Linked DNA regions of Mus musculus: region 2 is linked to region 1. The links are chromatin loops, found by intact Hi-C in ENCODE. Cell type or tissue: heart. All regions are shown on one strand. Links, peaks and the distances in the headings refer to the core of each region. The heading gives the core; the rest is flanking DNA. Region 1 has its middle 48 kb from the start of Gm30713. Region 2 overlaps Pcnx2 (pecanex homolog 2).

The links. A loop is a pair of places that touch in the nucleus more often than their neighbours do. Peaks named below come from ENCODE experiments on the same cell type or tissue, not always from the same donor. Only the 100,000 strongest peaks of a DNase experiment are listed, where the experiment ranks them.
Region 2: it touches region 1 in a loop (3-fold over the local background); 5 of 42 quality-filtered maps call a loop at or near these places.

What each region holds. Positions count from the first base shown.
Region 1 is chr8:125,329,981-125,345,858 of GRCm38, forward strand. No RefSeq gene overlaps it. Among named protein-coding and RNA genes, the nearest start is that of Gm30713, 48 kb to the right of the region's middle. In heart, for the core only: a CTCF peak has its summit at 8,430 (motif pointing right); no DNase peak of the experiment used is centred there; H3K27ac peaks cover 5,805 bases.
Region 2 is chr8:125,865,910-125,881,787 of GRCm38, forward strand. It overlaps Pcnx2 (pecanex homolog 2), which reads right to left. Exons shown (of 34, transcript NM_175561.4): 6 at 12,493-12,640; 7 at 11,536-11,681; 8 at 9,318-9,411; 9 at 14-149. Among named protein-coding and RNA genes, the nearest start is that of Gm46061, 22 kb to the left of the region's middle. In heart, for the core only: no CTCF peak of the experiment used is centred there; no DNase peak of the experiment used is centred there; H3K4me3 peaks cover 656 bases; H3K27ac peaks cover 3,026 bases; H3K27me3 peaks cover 626 bases.

The DNA of each region.
Region 1 (15,878 bases), core at 3,452-11,451:
TTCTACAATAAAGGACACACAGACCCAAAAAAGGAGTGTGCTAGAAGCATGGCCAAGGTATCAATGAGAAGGCCCAAGTTGTTTGTCTGTGAGCCACAGTGAACCAGGCTTGATGATACCCACGAGATGGGCCCCTGACAGTGGGCAGGAGGCTGAGCTTCACCATCAGGAGTAGGCAGGTCACAAGGGCAGGATTACAGCACCCAACCAGAGTGTGGGCCCACACTGAGTGATGGGGATTGGGAGACCTCATCCTTCAGCCAGCAAGGGCTCTGGTCCATCTCTGTAACTGAAAGAAAACAATGAGACGAAAGTTACAAGGCCCCAGAATCCTCCGCAAGAGCTCCAATCTCATGTACACCCTCTGAGCCAAAGCCATTTTCATACCTAGAAACAGCCTTGCAATATGGCGCTGCATTGGAGTGTGCTCTGTACGGACCTTTCAGATGCCTCCCTGGATAACACATGGCCGACTCCTCGGGGTATTGTTCATCAGGGAGAGGCACAGAGTAACCATTCTAAGTAGCACAGTCCTTGGGGACCCAGACAAACTTTCCTGCCAAGATAGTGGACTCGGAGCCAGTGATCAATGAGGTTTGGCCCAGATTGCTCTCATTAGACCCCCACCAGCCCTGCAGACCTACTCTGTGTTGTCAGCCTGGTTCTGACTCAGTCACTGCCAAAGGAATGCTGAGACCTTTCTCAACCCTCGCTGCCTGCTGAAGCCCTGGGCCATCATGGTCTTGTAGAAAGCCAAGCTCGTTATCAGGCCTTGCCCAGTCACTTCTCAGGTGGTGACAAGCATGTGTGCAGTCCTTCCTGGGGATAATGGCAGAGATCATCTGCACATTAATGACCAGGCATGGAGTGGTTGCTGGGGGAGGGCCATTAGTCCCCAGCAGACTCTGGCTGGTTTCTGTGAATATCCTCTAAGTGGTTACCCTGGAGACCTTCTTAATTAATCGAAATCCTTTGCACACAGCCGCAGTCTGTCACTGGCCGGGAGAAGCAGACTTTTCTGAAGGTTTGGCCCGAGGCTGTCCTCTATCCAGAGGACTTCTCTTTCTAGGTGGTTTCCTGGTGGTATTGAACAGCATCTGTGTGCCTTCAAATGCCAGGCAGCCTAGTCCTATGAGCCTAACCTCTTCTTGGAGGCTCTCTATTCACTCCAAACCCAATAGGACTGAAATCAAACACCCTCTTCCATCACGAGCATGGCTAGGTCTATGTGACACTCTTCTCTGACTAGAACCTTGCACACATTTGGTTGTACAAGACAGAAATGTAAGGGGTTCTTCTTAGCATACAACCAGAAGTTGTCTTAAATCCCTGGCTCTGCCTTGCTCCAACCCCAGTCATCTCCAGAGCCTGTTTTGTTAAATTATTTATTTCTCCAATCCATCGACCTCTTCCTCTGAGCTCTGGTCATCTCAGCAGCCCTGGGAGGCAGCAAGCTGTGGCCTCTCAGCTGGTCTCTTACATCTCCACATGGTCTGTCAGTTTATCTTCACTATCTCAGTAAGAGCAATCTCTTCAAAAGGCAATCTGATTACTTCAGCCCATGGAAGCCGAAGTGACCTCCATGGATCCTCCTATACTTAACTTGAGCTGATCTGTATGAGCAGTACAAATACTCTGTACCCATCCTGGATGCTCAGAACTGAGAAGGCCCATGGAGAGGCCCACCCAGAAGAGGGTACAATACCCCTTTGTCCATGTGGTTATAGAAGTGGGTCTCAGCCACAGTCATGAGATGGCGACAGCTCTGGGAGACAGCCTCACTGTGGCTTTAGAGAAGCCTGAACCTGAGACACTGTCTTCCTCATACCTGGGTTCTGACTTGCTCACTGTGGAAATGCTGTGCTTGTATTACAGGTTTGAGGAGTTACTTGTTACACACAAGGAATAACTGGTACATAATTGTTGTAGTTTGAAAGTAAAATGCCCCCTGAGTCTCATGTGTCTGAACACATGGTCCCCAACTAGTGATGGCTCTGGGAAGGTTATAAAACCTTGAGGAGGTGGAGCCTTGGCAGAGGATTTGGAGCCTCGGTAGAGGAGGAAGAGTCTTGGTAGAGGAGTTGGAGCCTTGGCAGAGGAGGTGGAGTCTTGGTAGAGGAGGTGGAGTCTTGGTAGAGGAGATAGAGTCTTGGTAGAGGAGTTGAAGCCTTGGTAGAGGAGGTGGAGCCTTGGTAGAGGCATAGAGTCTTGGTAGAAGAGGTAGAGTCTTGGTAGAGGAGGTGGAGCCTGGGTAGAGAAGGTGGAGCCTGGGTAGAGAAGGTGGAGCCTGGGTAGAGAAGGTAGAGCCTGGGTAGAGAAGGTGGAGCCTGGGTAGAAGAGGTAGAGTCTTGGTAGAAGAGGTAGAGTCTTGGTAGAGGAGGTGGAGCCTTGGTAGAGGAGGTGGAGTCTTGGTAGAGGAGGTGGAGCCTGGGTAGAAGAGGTGGAGCCTTGGTAGAAGAGGTAGAGTCTTGGTAGAGGAGGTGGAGCCTTCATAGAAGAGGTAGTGTCTTGGAAGAGGAGGTGGAGCCTTCATAGAAGAGGTGGAGCCTTGGTAGAGGAGGTGGAGTCTTGGTAGAGGAGGTGGAGCCTTCATAGAAGAGGTAGTGTCTTGGAAGAGGAGGTGGAGCCTGGGTAGAAGAGGTGGAGCCTTAGTAGAAGAGGTAGAGTCTTGGTAGAGGAGGTGGAGCCTTCATAGAAGAGGTAGTATCTTGGAAGAGGAGGTGGAGCCTGGGTAGAAGAGGTGGAGCCTTAGTAGAAGAGGTAGAGTCTTGGTAGAGGAGGTGGAGCCTTGGTAGAGGAGGTGGAGTCTTGGTAGAGGAGGTGGAGCCTGGGTAGAAGAGGTGGAGCCTTGGTAGAAGAGGTAGAGTCTTGGTAGAAGAGGTGGAGCCTTGGCAGAGGAGGTGGAGTCTTGGTAGAGGAGATGGAGTCTTGGTAGAGGAGGTGGAGCTTTGGTAGAGGAGGTGGAGTCTTGGTAGAGAGGTGGAGTCTTGGTAGAGGAGGTGGAGCCTGGGTAGAAGAGGTGGAGCCTTGGTAGAGGAGGTGGAGCCTGGGTAGAAGAGGTGGAGCCTTGGTAGAAGAGGTGGAGCCTTGGTAGAAGAGGTAGAGTCTTGGTAGAAGAGGTAGATTCTTGGTAGAGGAGGTGGAGTCTTGGTAGAGGAGGTGGAGTCTTGGTAGAAGAGGTAGAGGAGATGGAGCCTGGGTAGAGGAGGTGGAGCCTGAGTAGAGGAGGTGGAAAAATAAACCAAGAAGTGGGAGAGAGAAGGGGTGAGGGAGGGAAGGAGGAGAGACTTGAAATGAGGGGAGCACTGTTTGCTGTTTAATAACTCAGAAGAGAACGCGGTGGAGGTAGTGAAGACAGAAGGAGGAGTGGCAAGTATTTAGAGTAAGAAGCCTGCCATTTGTCTCTTGATTCCTCCTGGCAACCACTCCTGGTTTGTCACTTCAACTCCTTGACCTCCGCAGGCGCACTCTAATCCTCCTGGACTTTAAGCCTGCCCTTTCTGTCCATCTGTCCCTACTTGGCCTTTCCTTTAAAACCCCCTTTTCAGTGGCCTCCGTTTCCCCCACCCCGTCTGAATTGTCATTTAAGCCCAACCCATTTCCTAGTAGCTTGAATTCTCAGAGTCATGAGTCTCAGGGCCTTGTGGTGATGGCTCAGCTTCCTCCCTGGGTCTTAGCACAGTCGGGCTTCTTAGGAATGAATCGAGAACCACGACCATGACATCATGGAAGAAAAGGGGGGTCCCATCCAGGCTTCTCTCTCTCCTCACTCACTGGACTCACTTGCTGTCTGCATGGCTGGAATGCAAACTACTCAGGCTTCAAGTGACACAGAGCTGGAGCAGAGGCAGGGCCAGGGCGGGCAGGTGGGGGATCAGAGGGAGCTGCCCTTCTCCTCAAGCCAGTGTCACATCTCTGCACAGAGGAGTGGCTTAGTCAGCGTTTCTATTCCTGCTCAAACTTCATGACCAAGAAGCAAGCTGGGGAGGAAAGGGTTTTTTCAGCTTACATTCCCACATTGCTGTGCATCACCAAAGGAAGTCAGGACTGGAATGCAAGCAGGTCAGGAAGCAGGAGCTGATGCAGTGGCCATGGAGAGATGTTACTTACTGGCTTGCTTCCCCTGGCTTGCTCAGCTTGCTTTCTCATAGAACCCAGAACCACCAGCCCAGGAATGGCACCACCCACAATGGGCTCTCCCACCGTTGATCACTAATTGAGAAAATGCCTTACAGGTGGATCTCATGGAGGCATTTCCTCAAGGGAGACTCCTTTTTCTGTGATAACTCCAGCTTGTGTCAAGTTGATACCCAAAACCAGCCAGTACAGTGGTGGTCTGAGAGATGAAGCACCCACTGCCCAGACACAGCTGTCTCTTGGCATCTGGGCTTGGTAGAAGAACTTTTCCCAGATAGGAGCATCTTAGTGTGTACCTGACTCCAGAAACAGCTTCAAAAGGGCTGTGACTCTCAGGTGAAACCACATCAAACAAACAAACAAACAAACAAACCCACCAACTCAGGGTCCAGGAAAATGGCTCACAGTGCTTCTATCCATGCAAGCCTAGTGACCTAAGTTCAGATCCCAGAACCCACGTAAAAGCTGGGCACATAAAAGTAGCACCAGTGTCAGAAACCCATGGCCTCCATGGAGAGACAGGAGGTGAAGACAGGAGGATTCCAGGAGCTCGAGGGCTGGCTAGCCTGGTATATTCAGTGTCAAAGAGATTGTGTCTCAACCAGTATGGAAAGCCAAAAAGTTGTCCTACTAGCTCCACACGAATCTGTGACACTCACGTGACCCGACTCACAAGCACACAGACATATGCACTCACACATCAAACAGAGTTATCAAAAAATCCTCACCAACACACAATTGTGTGCATATGCATATGACTGTGTGCATGACTGTTACCTGTAGCCATTCTCGCCACCCTGTATATTTATTTCCACCCTAGTATGGTTTTTAAGATAAAACTCGACGTCTCTGGTGACCTCAGGTGTCCTTTCTCTTCTTGGTATCCCAGGTGGGGTGACACAGCTGAGAGTTAAACTCCAGGCAAATTTTATCATTTAAAACCAGACACCAAGGCAACAGTCTGGGTGGCGTATATTAATATGCTAAGGGCATAGCAGGGAAGGAGGCTGGGCTGCCCCCAGGGGGAGGAGGGGGCAAAAGTGTGAGCTTTGAGGGGGGCACCTGACTGTTTCTGTGCTGGCCTAGCACCTCAAGATTTTTCTTGGTTCGTTAGATGCCTGGCAGGCTGAGGAGGCAGGTCCGTGGGCCCAGTGCCTATTGTGCACAAAGGCCTGACTGCTGTCTTCAGCATGGTACTGATGAGGTGTGGTGCTGCGGGCCTGTAATCTCTGTACTTGGAAGGTGGAGGTCAAAGGGTCAGAAGTTCAAGGTCACCCTCAGGCTACATCGGGAGACTGAGGCTGAGACTTAAAACAAAACGGGAGTGAGCTGCCCAGAGGCTGCACTGCTTTTTGTTTGTTTTTTTCTTTCTAGGATAATCCTTGAGTTGTATACTTGTCTGAGGTTTTGCTCCAGAGAATCAGCCTGAGATGCCACACTCCCCGCCTGGATAGGAGGAGGGCTGCCCCTCTGTTTGCTTAGCCCACAAGGCAGGAGGGAAGATGGAATGAGGAGCCTGCTCCATTTGGATACATCTCCCCCGATGTTTGAAAGCATCTCCAAACCCTCTTCTGTGGATGATTCTCAAGGACCCTCGCAGGGAGAGAGGAGTCCTTAGCTGTAATAGGAGTGGGCGCCCGTCCAGGTTCATAACCGTTCTGCCTCCCACACTGGATGCTGAATCCAGGCAGGGGTGCGGCTCTGATTTCTTACGGTTAAGATCCTGGGAGCAAAACCAAACCAAAGAGGGTGAGGACAGAAAGCATTAATTCCACACTGTGCCAACAGTTACAGCTTCAGGGCCCTGTGGCTCATGCTTTTAACACCAACACCTGGAAGGCTGAAGCAGGAGGACTTGGAGTTAAGTCTGCCGGTGCTACATGGTAAGACCAGCCAGGCCTATACAATGACACTGTCTCAAAACAAACAAACAAGTGTGTTTGGCCCACATTCAGAAGAGAGCCGCTGGTAGTCGCTGGGCACAGGGGCACGGAGCACTGAGGTCTTCTTCGAGGATCTCCGCCGTATTTCATTTCGGCTAATTCTAATTCTGTAATGAATAATTGATGATTCAATTTCATCTTAAGTAGCCACACGCGGCGTGGCTGCGTGCGAGGCAGCAAAAGCTGTGTGCTTTTAGAGGCGATTTGTTACGGAGAGGAAGGACAAAGGAAGAGCGTCGTGTGAGCACAATGCCACATCGGGCATCTTTCCTTCGCAGTCTTGATGAAATTTCGGAAGAGCAAGGAGCCGGCGAGAGTCGCTTGTAGCTGTGGATGGGGAGGGAGACCTACTGGACTCCTGCATGTCCCTCATCCCACGGGGACTCTAACTTTATAACAGCTGTATTTTATTTTAATCGATTTACAGCACAGAAAAGGGCAATCTTTTGTTTTTGTTTTTGTTTTTTAACTCTTTCCTCTCATTCTCTGTGTGTCTGTGTGTGTCCTAGGTCGCTGTGTGTTAACTATCAGGTTAAGTCTTTGGGATGTGTTAATGCAACAGACCCCACCCCCACCCCCATCCCCACCCCCAGCTTCCACCAACCCAGAAGCTCCAAATGCCAGCAGGCAGCACCTAAGCACACGGAGCCAAGTGAGTTTTCCCTCATTTGCTATAACCAAGCTACCCAGTATTTCCACTAATGTGTTTTTAAAACTGCCTTGCCTCACAACTTCCCTTTGCTCTGTAGCTCCCTAACACTCTTTCCACACTGGAATGTGCTCTCCGAGGTGACCAGAATCTCATTCCCAGACTATGTTCATTGTGACAGCTAATCGGGTTCCTGCCTTGGGTCCCTTTGATGGTGGATGTGGTGGTTTGAATGGGTTTGGCCTATTCATGTGTGTTGAATCCTTGGCCTTACAGAGTAGCACTATTAGGAGGTGTGGCCTTGTCAGAGGAAGTGTGCCACTGTGGGGGTGAGTTTTGAGGTCTTTATGCTCAGGCTCCACCCAGTGAGAAGAGAAACTCCTAACTGCCTTCAAATGAGGACGTAGAACTCTTGGCTCCTCCTGCACCATGTCTGCCTGGATGCTGCCTTGGTTCCCATCATGATGATAATGGACTGAACCTCTGAACCTGTAGGCCAGCCCCAGTTAAATGTTGTCCTTTATAAGAGTTGCCTTGGTCGTAGTGTTTCTTCACAGCAATGAAACCCTAACTATAACAGTGGACTCTATTATCTGTAAACCAAACAAACCTTTACCTTCCCTGTTACTTTTGGTTATGGTGTTTACCACAGCAACAGAAAGCCAAAAAGGACAGTCATACCTATTTGGCTTGAGATTAATCTATCTCTTACTCTTCCTGAAGAGAGAGCTATATTTTGGGTCAGGAGCTATGTATCGAGATAAAACAAAGTGAACAAAGAGACAGTCTCATAATTCAAACTTGCAACATTATTCTTGTGCATAACAAAGAGAAACAGAACAGACACTCTGAACTAGCGAGCAAGCACTGCAGAAATTAGGAACTGACAGATAAGCCTGCTCCAACCAGGGCCCTTTGATGTGGGCATCTGCGCGCTATCTGGGCCTCTGAACATATCAATAAACTTTGATGTGAGGAGAACCGGGTGGTAGGAAGTGTGCGCTGTTACGTTTGTGTTTGTTTAGCTGCAGTACACAAACGCCCCCGGGGCTCCCGGGTACATTCTGGGGCTGTGGCTTCTGGCATTTCAGAATTCCTTCAGCTACTCATCTTCCATCCTGGGAGTCTTTCCTGGAGCCTTTGGAAATCAGATTGCTGCCTGCAAAGTACGTCTACAGAACGGAGTGCAGCTAGGATCTCGCAAAAAGTGATAGGCAGCGAGGAAGAGCTGAGTCACCCGAGATGGACAGTGTAGGCGTTGCTTCTTCCATTATATCTAAATTACCTTCTCCTTTACGTTCGGTTTATTTATGGGTGTGCACACAGGCAAAGAATGGCTATTAGGGCTGTAAACTGAGACAAATACAGAGATTGATAGCCTTAAAAATAGTCCACGAGGGAATTCAGGGTCTTGTTTAACCATCTCTGAAATGTGTCTCCTCCAGCATTCGCGGGTGTTATAAAATTTATAAGCCTGGGATCACACTGCCCATGTGGTTCACAAAGGCAGGACTGGAAGTTCATCTCAGAATTCCACATCTGAAGGGAGCCTCTCGGTGACATTCTGAGTGGGTGTCACCTTAGCACACTGTCCGTGTCTGAAGGTCATGGAAGCCAGACTCAGAGCTGGAATTCAAACGGTACCACCATCAAGAAGTAAGGTCTGGGAGGAAAGAGGAGTCTGCTCACTGGCCAGAGGAGGGCAGGGCAGGACCACTGCCCCCTGAGGCAGAGGTGGAGCCTCTTCCCGCATTCAGGCAGGTTCCGCAGGTTGGCAGGAGCTTCTTGTTAAACTTCAAGGAACTTTGCAATTCTGTTTTTATACATAACCGCTATGAATCCAGCTGAGTGCACACCTGTGACTCTGGCACTCAGGTTTTCAAGGTCAGCCTTGGCTGCCTAGCAAGTCAAAAGCCAGCCTGGGCTACATGCAAGCCTGTCTCAAAAACAAAATCAACAACTCAATTGCAAAGTTGCATCGCACAGAAATATTTTTTTAAGAACTGAGTTAATTCTTGCTGAATATCCTGGTTGTGGGATGGTCACCAAGTAGGGCCTGGCTGGTAAAAGCAGGTCACTGAGGGCAGGCCTTAGAAAGTTCTCCCCAGCCTCTAATCCCAGACCACTGCGCCCAGTCCACCACGATGTGAGAAATTCATAGGCTCCCTCTACCATGCCCTCCCACCATCGTTGACTGAGACCATGTGCTAAAACAACCCTCTCTTAAGTTGTTCTTGTCAAGTATTCCTGTCATGGTGACACAAAGGTAAGAAAAATGGGGTCAGGCAACCTTATCAACTTGAGTATTCTCCTGCAGTGGTTTGTTGAGCATGACCTTAAAAAGCCCTGTGTAGCCTTCATGTATGTTTTCCTGTGTGTATTTCATGTGTGTTTTCCTGTGTTGCCTTCATGTATGTTTTCCTATGTGGTCTTCATGTATGTTTTCCTGTGTGGTCTTCATGTATGTTTTCCTGTGTGGTCTTCATGTGTGTTTTCCTGTGTGGCCTTCATGTGTGTTTTCCTGTGTAGACTTCATGCCCCTTTTCCTGTTTTTTTGTCCTTTGGGTTTGGGTGGAAGGGTCAGAAGTCCAGGAGGGCTGAACAGTTTGCGTGGAACTCTTCATGATGGATAGAACACTCCTTCCCATGACACCCCTCTTACATTTAGATTGGAGTCAGATTCTTACGTGTGTCCAAGATCCATCTATAGTAGAAGTTAACAGGTAAATAAGCAATTTCTTCCTTTATTTTCTGCCCTTCTATGATACTCAAAGGTAGAAATCAGAGCATTACAGACTCCACTGTGAGCAGGAGCTGGCAGAGGGTATGAGAGAGTGTTCTGTGTAACAGGCCCTGTCTTCCTTAGCTGGGGTCATCTAATTAGGCGGCTGCTGGCATTCATTTTCCCAGCTGCCTGTGGTGGGCATCATGAAACTGAAGCATGGAGCTATGGAACTCACTGCAGCAAATTTCCAACCAGTCTTAAGAATGAAACAGTCTTGCCACCCACAGGGCTCTATCTCCCATGGACATGAGTGGCTAGGTTAAAGTATGAAATATAACTGTCTTGTTTTCTGTTCTCTGATGACATAGGCCTGGCTGACCTACAGAACCCTTAGCCAGCACTAATCCAAATTAGACCTAAATTAGACGAGCGGTTCCCTTTCTGTTGGTCTGATGACCTGGGGTGCCCACTTTCCCTGCAGGCTTAATAACAAATATGAAATATCTAAATGGCCGCGGTCACATCAATTAAAGTGAAGATGGCTTGCCCATTTTGACCCAGAGTCTTTTTATGTTTGATATACTTTCTTAATTAAAAAGTACACCATGATCAGAATTGCAGCATTAGGAGGTTTTGTGTGTATGTGTGTGTGTGTGTGTGCGTGTGCGCCAAATAAAAAGGAGAGAAAGGGATGCTGGGGGGGACAGCTCTTTGTAGTGTTTAATCTTAGTGAGTCAAGCTTATTTTCAACATAATAAGCTACAGACAGAAGGAAAGTCTTTTAGTGCTAAAGTTGAGCTTGGCACCTGTCTCCAGGACTTCTGAAGCTGCTGAAGGGAACCTAAAGGTCAAATTTTCTTTACAAGTGGATATGATCTTTCTACTTCCTGTCCAGCCCCCTCCAGTGTGCGTTGCTGCACAGAGAGCAAGTTCACACTACAGCTTTGGCTATGGGTCCTCTGCGTGAGAACTCACTCCATGCTCAGTGCTGTTAACAGTCAGTCCCTGGGAAATGAAGCCATCCCACCTCAAAGCGCTTCTCTCATTTGTAGAAGCCATCTTTCCAGGATGCTTTTAGAGTTGCTGGCTCCAGGAGGCTCTGCTATGTCATCTCTTAGGAAAGTTTCCCTGACCCTGTCCCCTTGAAGTGTGGCTTCAGTATCTGCTGCTTCATTACCTGCCCCGTCATCCTTCACCACATGCAATGCCTGCAGATGTCATCTTCCTTGTCTGCCACTTGCCATTTAGTGTCTATCCTTCATGACTTAAACACAAGCTCACAGAGGGCAGGATAAGCCCTTGTTCTCACCTTGGATCCCTAGACCTTGAACAGGCGCTATACCTATCATGTTCATAATAGATATTTGATTAACAAACACCTGTAAGCTTTAGTGTGAACATGGGCTCAAGACAGCCTTGCCTGGACCATGCCCCAGGGAAGGAACTAGATTATAAAATGTCTTGGCATTCAGTTCTGTGGATCTGTGTGCTTCCCCAGTGCTGCCCATCTGGGAACCTATCCCAGCACTCTGGGAACCACAGATTCCGTCTGAATATGTATTTTTGATGACAGCAGAATCTTCCCTGAAGTCCCCTGAAAACATATGGGGCGGGGAATGGTTCTTTTTTTTTTCTTAATCTTTTGTTGTATATATGCACACATGTATGGATGATGATATGTATGTTTATGTTCATGTATGATGTATATGCACATGTATATTCATGTATATGCATGATAATGAGTGACAAGCATGTGTGTTTGCATGTATGAGTGCAGGTGTTTGTATGAGCATAGGTGCTTGTGTGCATGAGTACAGGTGTATAGATGCAAGTGTTCAAGTGTCCCAGAATGCATTTGGCGGTTAGAGGACAGCCTTGGGTGTTAGTCCTTGCTCTCTATCATGTTGGGGCAGAATGTTCACCATTGTATACACCAGGTAAGCCAGAGATTCTACTATCTCAGCCTCCCAACTCGCCATGAGAACAGGAATTACACGTGTGGGCTGCTGAGTCTGGCCTCATGTGAGTTCTGAGCACCTGAGCTGAGACTGTCACAGCCACCCAGTAAGTACTCTGCCTCCTTGAGCCATCTCCTCAGATCAGGATTCCTTCTTACCGTGGCTATTTGATCACTATCGACAAGGCAGGTGCTGGTTGCTACCTGCACCGGTAACTAGCCACAGTTTATCTCCATGTTCCCTAGACTCTACTTCCCCCTCTGGGGGTGGCTGGCCAGAAGGGCTCTCAGCAGGCACCATGTTGTTTGCAGGGTTCAGAGACTCAAAAGATTGAGGAGTGTAGCTGAAAATAGCTCAGGGCCACTTTGGAATTGTTGGGAGTGAATCATGCTTCCTCCTCCAGCTGGCTGTGTGACCTTGAGCAAGCTCCTCACCCTCTCTCTCTCTCCTGAGGCTCTCATCTATGTGAGGTAAGCTCTCATTGGCACTCACACTGCTTAGGGATGTCAGAATAAACCAATTAATGCCAGCCGTGCCAGTCGGACGGTCAGCACAGACAAGCATGCCAGGTGCCTTGTAAGTTCTTCCTTTGCTATCTCTCCCACCCGAAGGGAATTTGCTGTCTGGGGACAGAGGAGGACAGGCCAGAGCCGAGCACACAGAGCACATCTGGTAAAGACCTAGTGTACTTCAGTGACTGGAATACCTTGGACTGGGGTTTCAAAAGGACTCAGCATAAGATGTAGGCTGACCCCTTGTAACACAGAATAGCTATCTTCCTGAGTCCTGGTGACCACTGATTATGTTGATTAAAACAGGGACAGATCAGTGATTCTGTGTCCTGACCGATGCTTACCATCACCTGACTATTACAGAAAGATTGCAATGTGCGGTAGAGATACCCCAGGGCTCCTCACCAACACAGAACTGTACTTCACAGCACACTGATGCTGCTGCTGGAAGAGTTTACAATAGTTTGTTTTACGAGTTGATACAAAGAGTCCTTGGTCAGCAGAAGAAGGAAGCTACTGGAAGTCTTGCCTTCTTATTTATACACGTGCCTTCTTGAGGTTGTCCTTAAACTCTCAAATCTAACTTTCACTCTCTTGACCCACAAAGGACCAAGATGATAGCCCCTTGATGGTGAGCCACAACCTGTGTAAACCACTCTCGCCCTGCCTGAGGCTGCGGGCCTCCACACCAATGTCTCTGGCCTGTTCCCCTTCCCTGAGTGGTACTGGGCTCTGGTTCACGGGTGACTCCAGTGTTCAGCTGTGGCTGCAGCTGCCCTCCTCCCTGTCAGGCTCCATGCATGGCTGATAGTACACCAGAGTGGGAGCAGCCACATCTTTGGAATTCCTTTCCGTTTTGAGTCAGAAGAACCCGAGTCTGTTGGCTGCCTGGACACGGAGCCAGAGTTAGTGAGGAGCTTCGATGAGGCTTGTGTGGTACCTCCTGCTGGAGAAGGCAGCGGAGAGCAGCCAGGTTACCAGAGACCATCTAGCCACCCCCTCCCAGGGAGACCCGAGTGGCACCAGCTCATCCCAAATAGAGAGGACATCAACAAGCCAAAGGGAAGTGTTCGTCCAAGGAGTGAATGGGTGGCTCTGTGGAGATTGTTTACAGGAACAAGAGCACTCAAGGGCAGCCACGCTGACAGCAAGTCCCAGCCCAGTCAACTCTTTATTTCATACTTAATAGTGACTGACATCTTTGGGAGAGGAGGGAACTCGTGGGGGTATTTGGGAGGCCTTGTGCTTCCTTTGCCTGGTGAATTCTTCCCATTCCTCCATGCAGGAACATTAACAGACCAGATCTCATGAGGATCACAGCTATTCTACTTCAAGATGGCAAGGGTCCTGTCCAGCCTAGAGAAAGCATCTATATTATAATTATATAGTGTCATTATATTGCATATGTACACACATACATATATATGATATGTATTATTATAATGCACATGTGTTATACAATATGTATCACATGTGTAATATATTCATATATGCATGCAATATATTATTTAATACATGTATTATATGATATGTATTATACATGTAATATATATACGCATATATTATACACACATACATCTATTACACTTATATGCACCCTGCTATATATTCCACAAAGTCCAAGCCTTAGAAACCTGGTCCCCAGGGAAGCACTACCGAAAGGAGGAGATACTGAACACTCTCCTTTACTCTAGCATTAACCAAGTGACAGGTTGTTCAGGACTGGCTTCCTTAGCACCTTCACTTCCTCTGACCAGCTTGCCGTGTCTCACCATGTGACACCCTTTGCTTCATCATGAGCAGAGAAGACGTCAACCCCATGCTCCCAGCCTTCCTAGTTTCCATAACCAAGGACTAAATATATCTCTACCCCATATAAATTGACAAATTGCCCTTCTCGGGTACTCAGGCACCGCCACAGACATGCCCATCCTTGTAAACAAATGTCTGCCATACTTCTATGTTCCGGTCCAAATACTGAATGTCCTGGAATGATGTCAGATGAAGAGATACCTAGGGAGATCATGAACGTCTGTCTGTGTGAAGGGCCGTTGCCATGGCAACTCAGCACCCTTGGGCAGCCTCCTAATGAAGAGTTATTACTTCTTAGCTAAAACACGTCGCAAGGAATGGATGAGTCATCAACTTGTGGAGAGATACAACAAGTTATTTTTTTCTTCCAATTGCTCTAGGATGTAAACACACTGATCTATGTGTGACAATCTCTGCCCACGTCTGACTCACTCACCCGGCTCTTTCGTCACCGAGCTAGCAGAGGAAGGGATGAGAGGTCTCTATTGCCCCCCAGGGACCCTTCAAACATCTGTGGGTGGCATCCTGAGGCATTGGTCACATCCTGTGGCAACTTAGATGAAGTATTCTGAAAGAGGGTTCAGGCAAGAGAGTCTCTATAAAGCTAGCAAGCCTGGTTGTCTGGCAGCCACACTGCGCCTGTCAGGGATATTCCGTGGGCTGCTCTGAGCTCCACATCAGAGCCAGCCACTGTCCTCTCCTCAGCCTCCAGTAATCGGGCAGGAGAGAGGGATAAAAGATCAGAGAGGTGCTGAGCACTCTGGGCCTCTGAGCTGTGGAAAAGGCTTAGGTTTCTGTCTTGGGACCTGGAGATGTGTCTGATAGCCGAGAAGGTCACTCCCCTGGGTTCACTGCTGCTTCTAAATACCTGAGATGTCTTTGCCCTCCTCCCCTGGGATCCCAGACTTCAGGCCAGTGCCCGCACATAGATGATCACCCCACTGCAACATCCACAAGGCAAACCCCCAGAAATACCCCACATGCTCATGTGCTCCCTCGGGATTAAAAACTTTAACTCCACAAAACCATCAAGTCATCTTTGATTTGTGGGGAAGATTTTTCAGGCCGCATATTTGTCAGGCATAAAATATGTAAGGTAGTAAACCATAGGAAAATTATAATAAATAATTAAGAGAGTTCCCTCTTCTGCCCTGAAACCGCAGGACACTCGGAGGCAGGCTGAGGAGACGGCTGAGAAGACGAGCATTTATCTCGCCACTTTCTCCGGCACCCTGTTCTAGTTTTCTCTCTGCTGCTGTCATAAAACAGTTTGAGCATGGGTGAGGGGTGTGGGGAGCTTAGCAGTTCGGAGCACTGATTGTTCTTACAGAGGACCAGGGTTCAGTCCCCAGAACTACATGGTAGCTCACAACCACCCATAACACTAGTTCCAGGGGATCTGACAGCTTCTTCTGGCCTCCACAGGCATCAAGCATGCCAATGGTACACAGACACACAAGTAGACAAACATTCATTCACAAGAGGGGGGAGGGGTATTTGTACTGGAGTGGGTGGGACACAGAGAATTGCCTCTGGATAGAGAGGAGAGAGATGTGGCCCATAGGCAAATGGTGGTTTATAAAGGGAAAGAGGAAAGCCCCGCGTTAGGATGAAGTGTTTAACTTTAATTGAGCATGTTAATTAGGTGAGCCAAAGTGGGCTTTTGATTGCTGGACTTCAATACTTTGATTGCTGGTCCTTGATGGTCAGCCTCAGGAGGAGGAAGTTGCCAAATAAAGGAATAGACCTTGGTGGCTAGCTTTAGGAATCTAACTGGGTTTTAGCAAGGCAGAGGGAATGGGGGAGAAGATCAAGGTCTGCCAGAGCCATATTTGCCATGTTTGGGCCTGCTAGAGCCCCTTTGTATACAATCTCACGTGTGTGCACACACATGTGCGTGTGTATTTATTTGGCTTATACTCTTATGTCACAATCTATCACTGAGGGAAATCAAGGACGGAACTTAATCAGAATCCTGAAACAGAAACCGTAGGGAACCTGATTGCTGGCTCGCTCTCTGGCTCTGGCTTGCTCACTCTGGCACTCTGCTAGCTTGCTTATTCAACCCAGGACTACCTGCCAAGGGATGGTTGAAAGTAGGCTGGTCCCGCCTACACCAATTATCAATCAAGACAATTCCCC
Region 2 (15,878 bases), core at 3,116-11,115, 540 kb after region 1:
GGCACACACATACCCGTGGTGTTTCTGACTGCGTCCTCCGAGCTACCATGAGTAACAGCTGCTGTTGAAGGGCGCTGACTGCAGGGTCCCCTGAGGATGGATCTGGACTTCCTGTAGCGGTGCTGCTGGAGGAGCTGAGAAGAATCCCTCTGAGAACAGGGAAGATAGCCCTGTGTTGACCAGCTTGCATTAGAACACATCTATTTATTACACAGAAACCCAAGGAGACAGGGATGTGCGGCACAGGAAGGGATGGACTGGGTCCTGATCCTTATGTCTCAATAAAGAGTTTACCATTCTGCGTGTGAGGTGTGAGGCAGGTTACAGGTGCAAAGCCTACAGCCCTCGGCCCAGACACAGGTGGTGCTCAGCTCTGATTTTCTGTACACTAATGTGACTACAGCGACCACTACGGGTAGACTTGGAAGTTCGCAGGCCCCAACCAGAAGAAGCAGGAATGAGAACCCGTGTAATGATGACATTAATTGCGAATTTGGCAGGTTACAGAACTGCCTAAGAGACAAGCCTCTCGGGAGGTCGGAGAGGAAGTTTCCAGATTGGGGTGATGGAGGCAGGCAGACCTGCCCGGAACAGTGTGTGATCCTTAACGCCTTGGACTAAATAAATAAAGAGGTGGGATGACCATAACACTCTCTGCTTCCCAGCCACACCCACCTTACCATGATGGAGCTCACCCTCAACCTGTGAGCCAGGGAAACCCCTTCCTTCCTCCAGTTGCCTTTGCTGGGGTTTGATCACAGTAATGGGAAAAGGAATTACGTCATTCTGCTGGATCCCGAACCCCAGCACTCTGTCGGCATCACCCCAAACACCCTAAAGCAAGAGAGCACACTTACATACAAGAAGATGCTTCTGGTAGCCAGACACGGTCCTTGGAAAAGTGGCCTTTGTCAAACAGCTTAAGTGTCTGTCTTAAATCATACATGGGTTGACGAGACTTAATGCAGCTCTTTGAATAACTGCAGTACTGGCTCTTTTAGCTTTTAAAGTAATTATTATTTATATGTGCGTGTATGCATGTATGTATGTATGCATATGTGTGTGTGTGTGTGTGTATACTCATGTGCCTGTTTATGTGCACAAGCACTGTGTGTGTGCAGTACCCAGTGAGGCCAGAAGAGGATGGCTGATCCCCCGGAGCTACAGGCAGTTGTGGACGGTCTGATATGGATGCCAGGAACTGTACGCGGATCCTTGGCAAGAGCTGTAAGTGCTCTGACTGGATGAGCCATCTTCACTTCAGGCCTCAGTCCTTGCTTCAGCTCAGAAAGCAAAAACTCAGGCACACTCCATGTGGCTTCTCGGCAAGCTGCTTACACGCTTAGGAGACACCTATTGGTCTGCTTAGCTCGGGGTTGTTCTAAGGGAACTCCTACTAACATAGCCCCACTTTACCCAAACAGCTAAGACTGCATGCTAACCCAGGTGTGTCAGGGATGCGAGAGAGACTCTATCCATCCTTGGCCCTAGTAAAAAGACTGGTCCCATCATCCATTCGTCCAGCCAGTACTTGGCTTGGACTGGATATAAAACAAAGTTCTAAGGAGTCACCTAGGGACAGGGAAGTTTATGAACAAGCTTTTCTAATTCTTATAAAATAAAATAAAAGCAATGGGCTGACTTTCTCTGGCTTTTAGATGATAATGACTAAAGCACCTTTAGTTACTAGCAGCCACTTTGCCCCCGTGAGATACAGATCAGAGGAACACAGAGCCGAGGGACCCGCTAGGTCCTTGAACATAGAGAGCACTGAGCCTCTGGATTAACTCACAAGGGACCCAGCAAACTCAGAAGCAACTTGTCTCCTGTGTGTGAGGTGTGTGTGTGTGTGTGTGTGCATGCTCTCACACTTATTCACACGTGTGTGCATTCATGTGGAAGCAGAGGTCAACCCTGGGTGTTCGTCTTCAGGTGACACCCACCTTCATTATTTTATTAGTGGAGGAACCCCACATTTGCCTTCTGTATTTCTGAGAGTTGCAGGGAGAGGACTCAAGCCTCCAACTGCATGATGAGCTCTGTCAGCCATCTTGCCGGCCCCTTTCCGACATACTTTTTGAGACAAGGTCCCTCACTTTTGACCTGAAACTTGGCAGTCCATCTAGGCTAGCTGGCTGGCCAGCCCCATGCTCTACCGTCCCCAGTGCTGTCACTATGCCCAGCTTTTCTATGTGAATTTAGGGGCAGGATTCAGACTGTGCGGCTGGTGGTTATGGGCTAGCCATCTCCCCAGCCAAAATGCCTTACTTTCCAAGACAACGTGTTTCGTTCTGAGTTGAGACTTCGGTAGCCTGCAGTGCAGATTGTGTTGATAGAGGGAAGCGGTGTGTCAGCAATGTGTACTGACCTCTAACCTCTACTGCTCACTATACTCCCACGACCCTTCCCTTCTCATCTCCTGACTTCTGTGTTCATTTAGTTTCCCTCTCTCCCTCTCCCTCTCTCCCTCTCTCCATTCCTCTCTCTGTCTCTCTGTCACAAACACACACACACGAATCTTCTATTCTTGTATGACGGAATTTGTGACTAGAGATGATTCAATGAAGCCTTTCTTACAAAGAACCATGCCAGGTGCAGACCGGGTAAGAGAATGTGACAGAACCCCAAAACTCTGAACCCGTGTTTCTGATCTGGGAATGAAACTCAGACAGGATAAGAAGATATGACAGAACCCCCAAACTCCAAACCTGCATTCATGGTTTGGGGATGAAACTCAGTTCATCTGCCAGAGCAGAGTGTGCTGACCCGTTTCTTACAGTCTGGAACTCAAATAGGCCCCTCAAAGACTCATGTGTTTGGACACTCGCTCTCCACCTGGTGGCGCTGTTTTTGAGGGGCTGTGAAACCTTTGGGAGGTGGAGCCTTTGCTGGAGGAAGTGAGACCCTGGGGGTGGTGGAATGTGAAGGTTATAGTCCAGGCCTGCTCGCCATTCAGTCTGTTTCCTGGCCTACTAGAAAGTGAAGAACGCTTCTGTATTGTCTACCCTAACATGATGGACGGTGGTTCCCTCTGATACCACGAGGTGGAATCAATCCTCCCCCTGTCAACTCTCTGCTGTCAGGTTCTTGGTCACAGCCGTGAGAACGGCTCACTAGCACACTATGTTCTCCGGAATGTCTGCTCCCTTGTGAGCGCTCTCCCTGCTGATCAGCTCACCACACCTCCCACTGATGGAGTGGCCCGCCGGATTTATCAGGACAGCTTTTCACTTCGACTCTGTTTACATGGACAGCACTGAGTGACGCTGCTCTGGAACCTTGTAGTGAGATAAGATCAAAATGGGGGCTCCTTGATTGGATAGGACAGAGACTCGGAAGTTTGCTGTGTGAGAACTGCATGGAAGCCAAGAAACTAACTAGGCTACGTTTCAGGTGAGAGAGGTCAGGCTGACATACGGGCAGGAAAGGGGACCACACCACACATGGGGGAGCTAGAGGTATATGGATCTTCTACTGCTGACTGCTACAGAAGGTGCTAGAAACAGCTCTTCTAGATACACACCTGCTGATGCTTCCTGCCAAGATGTGGTACTCTAAGGAGGGACTACTTCTGGGCTCGGTTCCTGCACATTAGCAAGCATGCTTCTAATTGCAAAATACTATGTCATAAACAGGAATGGATCCAAACCAGTGCTGTACTGCTGACTGCCTCGGCTTAAAGCACATGGCTTGGCCACCTTGGTTCTATGCCCGAGAGAGAGAGAGACAGGCGTTTCCTTCCTAGGGGTGTAGGAACTAGAACGGACTGAACAGAACGTCCTGATGGAGCCTCTACGTCAGGCACAAGTAAGTAAGAGGTTCTGGTCTCGCTGTTGCGTCTTGATGAGGAACTTGGCCTGAGTCTCCCTGTTAGGTAGCAAGATGGCTGCCAGCCTTCCCATAGATAATGCCTTGGCTCCGACTGCAATGGTGAAGAAGGTCCAGCATTCATTCATCATTATCTAACAAAGACTCAAACAACAGATCAGCTTCCCTCTCAAGGAACTATTTTCACTAGATGTGGCTGGGCCCTTATCACAAGCACACACTGTCACCTCTGCTGGCTCCTGGGCAGCCTGGAGGGACAAGCCTGTGATTAGCAAGACTGTACCTCAAATGGAGCTGCTCCTCCAGGGCCTATCCTCTTCCTCTAGGCTGTGGCGGCTACAGCATTAAAGGATCATGAGACCAGTGCTCTCTGCTGCATTAATAAACATTTATTCCAGGACTGTTTATTAGGGATGTCAAGGGACGTTCCCACCTCCTCTGAAACATCTGAGGGATGGAGAGAGCCCACTCTCTGGAATGACCTTCTCAGTGACACCACCAGGTCTCCATCAGCCTGAGGCTGGGTTGGTCTCAGGTCAACTAGTTCTCCTCAGGGTCAAAGCAGAGGCTGGAGCACTCAGAGAAACATGAGGGGGGAGGTTGGTGGTGTAGGGGTGACAAGAACGAACCAGCCCCGGAAGGGAACAAAGAGGCTGAAGCTGAGCTGGGCCCTGGTGGCTCCAACCTGGAATTCCAGCATTTGGGTGACTAAGGCAGGGGGATAGCTGGAAGTCTGAGGCTAATCTGGGTTACACAGTATGAGGCTCTGTTCCAAATTGGCATCTCTGCTGGGCTGGGTGGGACAGGGCTGGGTCTGGGGTAAACGGAAAGTGGTTAGAGTCCCTGTGTTCCTAACGTTGTCCTACCCATCTGGGGAAGCTGCAAGAACAATCCAAGGCCAGTGCTGCTTTCTCCCAGTGACAGAGAAAGTATCGCCGGAAATTCCTTATCCTCACCAGATTGTAAAACAAGTGTTTTCTGCCCCCCTGGAGACCTTATCTTTTCTGCCTGTCCTTCCCAAGGCTCCCGACTCAACTGTGGGATGGGTGGGAAGGGGGTGGGGAGGGATGCCTTAGGACAGAAGTTAGTGTAACAGGCTCACTGGCTGTAGAGGACACTAAAGGACATCAGCCTGATGGGGGATGGGAGGGAGGTTTCTAACAGGGAGAGGGCTTTGATGTGGGATCAACTCCCCTTTCATAAGACAGCACAAATAAAGGGAAGCCTCTGAGAGGCTGCAGAGGGAAATCAAGTGGATGGAGAGTGCCCTCATGTGGCAGCCGGGGGTGTGTGCAGCCACAAAGCCTCAGCTTCCGCTTGGAATTTTATTCCTGGAACTCTGGGGCCTGGAGAGAAATAGCACCTCTTAACCACGTGTCTGAGTGAGACCCCGGGATGAGGACCAGTCCAGGACGAGGAGAGATCAACAAAGACTGAGAAACCACACCTCAGAGAGGGTGTGGGAGAAACCACAGGAAGGCCTGCTCCGGGACCATCCCCCCACCCCCACCCCCCTCTGTGTGATCAAAGCCGGCAAGAATTTCCAAGTCTCTAACCCTGATGCAGCAAACACTTATCTTCAAACCAACAGTGACACCGCTCTTTGCTTGAGGATAAATATCCTCAAAGAGAGCTGTCAAAAGGGCAGCTGGTGGGGTTCACTGAGGAGCCCCACATCTCCCTGTTCTGAGCACCCATCAGTCTCACCACAGCTGTCCCCACCCCTGTCTTTCCAAACTCAAGGTCTTCACTTCCTTGGAATAAAGCAAAAAAAACAAAACAAAAAAAAAAAAAACAAAAAACAAAAAACAAAAAAAAAACAAAAAACAAAAACAAAAAAACAAAAACAAAAACAAAAACAAAAAAACGGGTGATTATTTCTGGAATGTCTCTGTCTGCTTCCCATCTTCGGAAGCCAGGTGCAGCTACGGTCTGAGGAGACGGCTCAGTCGATACAGCGCTTGCCACACACACACAAGACCCTGAGTGTGAGGCCCAGAACCCACATACAAAAGTCAGGAGTGGTGTGTCAGCACTCAGGAGGCAGAGGGAGGTGGATCGGTGGCACACACTGGCCGGGAAGCCCAGCCTACTTGGTGAGGCTCAGGTCTCAAAAAAGGAAATACAAGGTGGATGGCCCATGAGAGGTGATGTGGGAGCAGTGTTAACTTCAAGGTTTGGGTCTGTCAAAGGAGAACATTTGTAGACAAATTTTCATGGGACGAAGAGCAGAAGCTCTCACTCTAGCTTAGTGGTGCATGGCAGTCAGCCCAGAAACTGGAAACAGAGGCAGGGAGAATCAAAGTTCAAGACCATCCTGGGCTGCATGTCTCAAAAACCAAACAAAACCAAGCAAAAACCAAGCAAAGGCTCAGCCGATGAAGTGCCTGCCCTGCAAGTTTGGGGACCCGGGTTCTGATCCCAGAACCCACACAGTGAAGTTTGTTGAGGTGAGCTTGTAATCCCAACACTCAGGAGACAGAGACAGGCGTGTGTTCCTGGGGCTCATCACCAGCCTGGCCTGCTAGGAGAACTCCAGGCCAATGAGAAACTCTGTCTCAAGTGAGATTTAAAGTTCCCTTCTGGCCTATATATGCACTGCACATGCACATGTGTGCATGTGTACACACACACACACACACACCACACACATGCACGCGCACACGTGTGCACACACATACACTCATGCATGGGGTGGAGAGTGAAATTTTAGTTACAAAGCCTATAAAGGAGTAGTGGATGTCTGACGTGCAGTGAGAATCATTTCAACCCTGAAGATTTGTTAGCCTTTCAGGCAACTTCTTCCATTTCCTGGGCTGATGACCTGCGTCCAGATCAGTTTTCAGGCAGATCAGCTCACTTTGGGCTCTGAACTAGTAAATCAGTCCTGTGTTCTGGTCAGTTAAACACAAAGCGGATTTACTGTCAGGCAGGATTTCCCAGCAGCCCCCGGAGATGCTGTGATTCAGGTTTCTGGGGAGAGCAGAGCAGTCAGATATCCTTCCCAGAGGCGCCTGCTTGAAGAACAGCTAGCGTGTGACTCAGGGTGCTCTGTGAGCCTCTGCGGTGGTGGTGGTGGGGGGGAGGGGGGCTGGTCTCACAGTGTTTGAGGGAGCCAGGAAGGGAAATGAACTTCCTCTCTCAGCTTCCTCCAGGAATTCCCAAAGAGACACGGAAGTTACATGGTTCACAAGTCCCCATTCAGAGCAGAGCATCTGGGACATAAAACAGTTACGTGAAGACCAGGCCTCACAATGGCTGAGAGAGTCACCTTCCAGCCAGTAATGGGATCCAGCAGTTTTACAAGCTAGTTGGAGGTACTCCCAGCCACTGAGGCCACCTTAGAGGGAAAGAGCTGTTTTTCTTCCAGTACCTTCTATGGTGTGCTCATGGAGTCCTAACCAGGCTCCCTTCCAATCTCAAAGTCAATATCTGCATTTGCTGTGGGTGGGAGGCTTCAGAACTTAACAGCCTTAAGAGCTAGAGACAGAAGTGACAGAAGTACACACGCCAAAGCTGCCTTAGGTGCCAAGGTGTTGGATCACAGGCTGCTAGGGGGACACCATGCTCTTAGATGCCCACTTCACAATCAGGTACAGTGCACCTGCTGAGAACGGGCTTCCTCCTGGCCAGATGCCAGGAAATGCCAAGGGTTGACTGCCAGGAAAGGTAAGCATAACTTTGTCCTTCTTTTCTAGGCAGAAGAAACCTGACACCGTGGAGTGACCTCCACAGAGAGCACTGTCCTGAATGCTGTACAAGAGTGTGTTTGCATGCATGTGTGCATATGTGTGCATGTGTGTACACATGTGTGCATTCATGTGTTTACATGTGTGTATACACACATGTGTGCATGTATGTGCATTCATGTGAGTATGCATGCATGCATATGTATATGTGCTTGTGTGTGCATGTGTGTACACATGTATGTCTTCATTCACGTGTGAATACATGTGTGTGTGCATGTGTGTGTGTAAAGAAAGTAGAGTATATTTATTCAGAGGAAACAAACAAAAGCAAAGCTCATGACTTTACTATGGGATAAAATAAGAGGCTTCCATTTGTTCTGAATTTAGCAGAAGAATATACCACCCTGCCTCTGGGAGGAGGATGTGGCAGTTCCAGGTCTGTGTCCTCCTGCCATTGAAGGCATCGTCTGAGAAAGCCGCTGTCCTAGATGACACTCATAAACTGCAGTCATGGCATGCACTAACTCGAGTTGAGTGGTGGATGCACACCTTTCCTTTTGAGTGTCTGCTTGCTTGTCTCTGGCTGGGGAAGCCCACTCTGATTGGTGCACATGCACATGAGACGGGAGGAGGTAAACACAGACTGTCTCTGCAGGACAGACTGGGTTTGAGTAGAGTGGGAAGGATGGGGCGGCGGGGAGGAAAGACCTCCAGGCACTGACATTTTCGACCAGGTGAGGATTGGTGATAGGGTCATAACATCAACCAGAGAACATTTCAGAGGTGGCTACATGACAAGGAAAATAGTGTCCTTTCTTTTAGGCTCCCTGAAAATCCCAACACACCTGTGGAAAAAAAAATATCTCAGGACTCCAGAAGCCGAGACCACAGGAGTTAGATCTTGTTTTGTTTGAGACCAGGTCTCATGTAGCTCAGGCTGTCTTCAGCATTTCTCTGCAGCTAAGGGTAGCCTTGGACTTCAGATCCTCTCGCCTCTACTACCCCCCAAGGGCTAGGATTATAGGATTACAGGATCACAGCATGCTCTGTTTATGCAGCACTGAAGATAAATGGAGGGCTTCAACTCAGTCTTACCGGTGGAGTCACACCCCCAGGTTCTTAAAACACCATTTATAGTCTCCATGTGGGTAGCCCACGACATGCCAATTACGCCACAGTAGTCCCTGTAATTCTTCAAACACACTCCACATAACAAATTTACCTCCACATTTACAGCAAGCAACGGAGGCTCACTCATTCAGATGCCGGCCATACAGAGTCTCTAAGTCCAGGGAACCTCAGACCTACTTCACAGCTGGCGAGCTGAGCTGAACAGCTAAGCTAGCCTTGTGCACTTTGGGGTGGGTGTTCAGCAATTCAGGCTGGTTCATTACCAGTGGAACTCACACAACTAGGGACTAGGTGCTGTTCAACACAGTTTCAATGAAACAGAAAAGACGCCTAGTTCAGCTACCTGTAGCGCAGCCTGCAAACCAGAAGCACCCACATTTCCAGTGTGCCTTGGGGGCAGACACTACACCTACCTCTGGAAAGCTGAGTTCTCAAGCCGCTGGGCTCATGTTCCCTCATACAGGTCCCCTCCCTGTCATCCTGTTCATCTTCTGCCAAGGCCACGGCCACAAAAAATGATTCTGCTGGGTTTTCTATAATGTCATATTTTCATTTCACACAAAACTCTATCCTGACCGCTACAAATAAACGCCTTTTCTCTACCCCAAGCTCCGCACTCTCCTCAGGGGGAGCCTGTGGATCCCAGACCTGGAGGCAAAGCCCACTCACCTGGCATGAGACACACAGTCGGGGTTCAAGGGTGGATGCTGAGAGGAGCCTTCTTTCTGATTTCCAGACTTTAAGTAACAGGATCTGACTTCCCCTGCGAAATCACGAGAGTTGAGCAGACAGTATCACCCATCTGTGAAGCACAGGCTCGTTTCTACTGTCTTCAAGTTGAAGGCAGCCCCGTCAGGGTCAGGCTGTTTGTAGAGTGATTGGGTTTGTTTTGTTCTGTCTGACACTTGAAGCAGAACTTTATTTAGCAAAGGAGAATGGCATTTAAAGCAAGTCACTAGGACAAAATAATCTACTTGTTTACCTGGTGATCCCCACGGTGACCACGCGTTAGGTGACCACGCGTTACCTCACCGCGGTTAACCTATTTACCTAATTACCGGTATTGTTCTGTTAGATCCTCAATCCACAGTTTTTTTTTTTTCCCCTGCTTTTCCTTAGTTTTGTTTTTTTTTTTTTTTTTTTCCTCTCCCTTTGGTGTCCAAGCTGTCCTGCAACTATTAATCCTCCTGCCTCAGCCTTCTGCTAGGATTTCAGGCATGGGCTATTAAAACTAGTATTTTCTCAGGTAGCTCAGGCTGGCCTTGAACTCCCAACCCTCCTGCTAATTTAAACTCTTGGATTATAGGTTTGGTTAAGAGGTTCTGGGAATCTAACCTAACAAAAAGAGGCTCACTAGGAATGTAGTTTAGCTGGAGGCCAGAGTCCAGGCTGCCTCAAAGAAGGTGAGCGAGTGTGGTCTTGACTGGGTGTCAGGCTGGTAAGGAGGAAAAGGAAGGGCGCTAATGTGCAAGGCTACATTAGCTCTGCTGGAGGGTCTGAGATACTGAGGTATGAAAATCAGCCCCTGTTCTAATGCAATTTCCTAGTCTCAAGGGTCACCTTCCCCCGGGGCCTAGGAAACACAATTAACTCCATGATGGAGATACCCAATACTGCCACTGAACTATACCCCCAGCCTCTGACCTTCTGCTGACAGGAAGGCTGTTCTCAGGTCTGCAGACACACGAGATAATGAGCTAGAAAAGGTCACAGAAGTCAGAATCCTCCTGCGTACTCAGTAACTTGACAATGGACCGGGGCCACGCAGACAGACAAACAGCGCAGGCTTCCTCACAGCCTGTGCTAGGGTCCTAGCGTCTCCTTTCCAATTTGTATATATTTGTGTTTATGTTGGTGTGAGTGTATATAAAGACCCAGAAACTGGAAAGGACCAAGGAAAGGATGAAAACGAAGCATCGAGAGCATCGGGGATTTCAGAGTGGAAGGAAAATACTGTAGGATGGAAGGGTTCACAAAGGATGGGGGTGGGGAGGTGGGGGAGAGCTGACCAGAACTAAACCACCGTCAAAACCCCATAAGGAAACTGCTACTTTGAATACTGACTGAAAAATAAATTAAAACGATTCAAAAGGACATTAGCCAAGACCCATCCCAGAACAACCGGAGCCCGTGTCCCTTGCCTTTGGGACTATGACTCTTATCATTTGGTTGGTGATTCCTCATGTAACTACTCTAAATCATTATTATACAAAGGTACCAGGAAAAGCTACGAGGATCAGATGTCTAACAAATATCTAATACATATTTACTGGGCCCTGGGCCCGTGCCCTGCTGAAGTCTCCCCTTGGGAGGGAAAATATTAGTAGATTATTACAAGACAAGAAATAGTTACTGTAACAGTGGAGATGGAAGTAAAGGAATGGATGTTTAGAAAGCAAAACATGGAGCCCAGAGATCGGTTCACTGGGTAGAGAGCTTGCCTAACACACAGAGCCCTGGTTCCCGAGCCCAGGACCACATAACACCTATCATCCCAGCACTCAGGAAGGCTGGGACATCAGGAGTTCAAGGTCATTCTGAGCTATAGGATCAGTTGCAAGCTTGCCTAAGCTACATAAAACCTTACGGCAGCAAAATAAATGAAGAATAAAGTTTTGAAAGAGCAAAAGTCATAGGCACCCGGTTAAATCTAAAGTTTGCCCAAACAATTCTCCTTGGAGATCAGACACACAGGGTGAGTAACATGCTTTCTGTGCAGTGAGCATAGAACATGCCAGGCGGGAAGGAGAGAAACCTCTCGGGCATTCAACAAAGCAATCCCAGGACTGTCTGCCTGGTACAATATCTAACACTTGACCAAGGACCAAGCAGAGCCCCGGGACAGCCATGGCTGTCCTGCCTCTTGCTCTATAGAATAAGGACTTACCGTGTTCATCGATGAAAACATGCATAGCGTCCAGGGACATCTCCTCCTGCACAGACGTTTCTGGCCCACTGATGACCTGCAGCACCGAGCTGTCTTGTTGGGAAGTCACTCGGTAGATGATGTGCCTTTGCCGGCTACCCTGGAAACTTAACACACATGAATACTTTGAGGATGGGTACTGGGTAGTTTTATGTCAACTTGACACAAGCTAGAGTCGTCAGAGAGGAGGAAACCTCAACCGAGGAAACGTCTCCGAGAGATCTGGCTGTAGGTGAGCCTGTGGGGGCATGTTCTAAATTAGTGAGTGATGAGGAAGGGCTCATCATCCTGGGTTCTCTAAGAAAGCAGGCTTAGCAAGCAAGCCACGAGGCGCAAGTCAGTAAGCAGGACCCTGCTGTGACCTCTGCTCTGGCCTCTAGGATCCTGACCTGCTTGAGTTTCTGCCCTGACTCCCTGTGACGATGAACTATTATATGAACAGGGAATGAAATGAACCCTTTCCTCCCCAAGTTCATTTTTGGTTGGTCATGGTGTTAAATCACAACAGTAGTGACTCAAACTAAGACAGATGGTGAGGTGGCTGGGGAGGTGGCTCGGTGGTAAACTGTTCACCATGGAAGTGTGAAAACCTGTGTCCAGATTCCTACGACCCATGTGAATCAAAGCCAAGCACTGGGGGACATTCCAGGGCTGGAGAGGAGACAGGGAGATGGATCCCTGAACTGTGGTCAGCCTGTGTAGCTAAACCAGTAAGCTCCAAGTCCAGTGAGAGATGGAGAACTGCTGAGGAGATGTTCAACATCTGGCCTACACACACACACACACACACACACACACACACACACACACACACACCAGCAGGACTTCTCTACCATCCCCCAAAGCATGACAAGAAACGCCATAGGAAGAACTGTCTGTCTCACTATGCTCAGTGCTAAGTGACCAAATCCTCCTTACAGTGCTGCGGACTTGGCAGGCTGTGTGAACACCGGGCTACCATTTGCAGGGTCTTGGCTTGGCAAGTCTGGTTTTCCTGGCTTGGGATCACGTCCGTTGGGTTTTTCATTCTCCACAGCTTCCTCCTTGGTCCCTGGGGAGGCATGACCTGGAAGATAAGACCTTCCATGTTAATTCTGAGGACAATCCATTCAATCCATCCGAGTGCTCGGGGAATAAACTAACGGCCCTGAAATGAGAAGAATGAAGACTCGGGCCTGGTGGCTAGGCCAATTATCCCAGCACTTGGCAGGCTGAGACAGGAGGACAGCTGTGAGTTCCAGCTCTGCAGGGTCTACAGAGTGAGACTCTGCCTTCAAATAAAGTAAATAACCAAACTCCAAATGATCTGGGTGGGGTAGTGCATACAGGAGGCAGAGGCAGGAGGAGCCCCAGGAGTTTGTGTCTAACCTGGCCTATATAGTGAGATTCTGTGTCAAACAACAAAGAAAGAAAAGGGGGAGGGGAGGAAGGGAGGAAGGGAGGAAAGGCAGGTTTCTAGACAGATATTTCTTTTACTAAGTATGAAGGTCTATAAATATATTTGAAACACAGACACGTATGTATGTTTGAGACAAGTTGCTCAGGCATCTACTCTGCCAAGGGATTGAGAGGCTCTGTGGACCTGACTCGAGACTCAGTGATGTCCACTACCATAGCTGTTGCTGGAATTCACACACACACATGAAAGGCTCCTAATGCACACATGCTCAGACTGAAGAGGAGACTGTAGACCATGTTCCTGATCCACAGACCTGGTTAAAATCTCGCCAGTGATGTTGAGTTCACTCACTCTCGCTGTGTCCATCTCCTAGCTGGAGGCAGAATGCCCACCCTGGGAAGGCAGACATTTGCTGATCACTGACTTAGAGCCACTGGCTTAGTGTCACGGACAACACAGCACGACCTGCACTCACCCTTTGCTGGGACTACCTCAGGATGAAAGAGTGTTCAGGAATCAGCAGGTACAGATGGAAGGGAAGGGCTTATATAAAAATCTTCTTTAAGCAATGGCCTAGACTAAGGCCGCTATGCAAAATGAAGAGCTCCCCTGGCTTGTGTGTGGACACAAAGGTCAAAAGTGTCGCTATCAGGGCTGGAGGGATGGCTCAGCGGTTAAGAGCACTGACTGCTCTTCCAGAGGCCCTGAGTTCAATTCCCAGCAACCACATGGTGGCTCACAACCATCTGTAATGGGATCCAATGCCCTCTTCTGGTGTGCCTGAATAAACAACAGTGTACTCATATACATAAAATTAACCTTTTAAAAAAAATGTCACTACCTTCTATGAAAACTGCCAGCCCTGTAGGGGTTCAAACTAGATTTGAAAACAGGAATAAAATGTCTGACCATACAAGCCCTTTCAAGACACACTGCTGAGGGGAAAAGGAGATAAGGTGGATGAGGGACTGCTGTACAAGCATGGGCAGCAGAGTTTGACCCCAGAACCCACCAAGAAAAAACAAAAACCAAGCATGGTGGCACACATCTGCGACATTGGTGCTGGGAGGTAGAGACAGGCAGGTCCCTGAAGTTTGCTGGTCTAGCTGAATTGCTTAACTTGAGGTTCAACGAGTGATTCTGTCTCAAAAAAATAGGGTGGAAAAGCAATAGAGAAAGACACCTCATACCTCCACATATGTACACACGCACACACCCTCTCATACACACATGCATATGTATACATGCACATGAGCACACAAATGCACACAAGCACACACACAGACACACACAAATACACACATAGTCACACACACTCACATGCATATGCACACATGCACATACACACACATTCACACATACATATGTACATATGCACACACATGGTCACACACAGGCACACACACATACACATACACATATATGCACACATGCACACATACATATACATGGGCACACACAGGTGCACACACATATGGACACACATACACACATGTACACACATATGCACACATAAACACGCACACACACATACACATGGGCACATACACACACACACACACACACACACACACACACACACACACACACACACACACACACGACATGCCATTGGACTGGACAGCAATGACTGCAGTGTCCTAGGACATCAACCTCACTGCCACCGCAGTCACTCCTGGGATTTTTTCCTGTCACTGGAGGAGATTGCCAACTTCTGAGTGGGCCGTGACATCAAGCATTCTCAGCATGTCAGTGGCAAGTGTCTCTGACACAAGAAAATGTTTAGATTTCATTTGGCAGTCTGTCAGGCTGGTAATACTCACAGTTGTCAAGGGAAGTGTGACACCAGAACAAATAGCCATGTCAGGCTCATCTCAGAAGACATCGAGCAGTATAGAAGGCAGCTCCCACACCACACTGCCAGTTCTGGGCACATCTGCTCATCTCCAACATCTTAAGGCATTCCTCAGGTCAGTATATGGGACACCTCCCCAGGCACTCTCAGTCCTGACATTTGTTCTTATACCAAAGCACACTGGAGTTTTTATTTTCCTAAACATGAAATATTTCCATAAAATAAGCCAATACTAAAGATACCCTGTCTTAGTTAGGGTTGCTATTGGGGTTACTATTGCTGAGAAGAGACGCCATGACCACAGAATTTCTTATAAAGGAAAACATTTCATTGGGGCTGGCTTACAGTTCAGAAGTTTAGTCCTTGTCATTATAGTGAGAAGCATGGTACATGCAGGCAGACAGAGTGCTGGAGAGGAAGCTGACAGCTTTACATCTGGATCAGCAGACAGCAAGAACAGAGTGACAATAGGCCTGTCTTGGGGTTCTAAAACCCCAAAGCCCATCCCTGACAGGATTCCTCCAATAAGGCCACACCCACTCCAACAAGGCCACACCTCCTAGTAGTGCCACTTTCTACGGACCTATGGGGCCATTTTCATTCAAACCCTTATAATCTCCCTTTTAACTATATATTTACTTTAAAGATTAATGCGGTCAAATGCCACTAAATAATCTCCCAAATCATCCAAAAATAGTCACATCTGTAGATACAATGTGGCATATTAACAAGATCCTTGCAAACTTAAAGTGTTTCACTTTCCCGTAGTGTAGCTATTTCTTCAGAATGGAAACAGTTTCTCTGGGATGGAAGCTCACAGCTGGAGGACACTTAGAAGCTTCATGGGCTCCTCCCTAAGGTTTAAAGCAAACAGGGTTTGGAGATTTTTTTTTTCAATTAGCAGTCTGCAGAGGAGACTCTCTCATCTGTCTTGCTGCCTGAAAGTTGTGCAAGAAACCCAGAGATGAAGCTTTGGTGAGATGTCACTCAGGGTGGGAGAGCTCTGCCTTTCAATCGCCTTTCAATACCTCCGCAATAAGCTCACTGGGT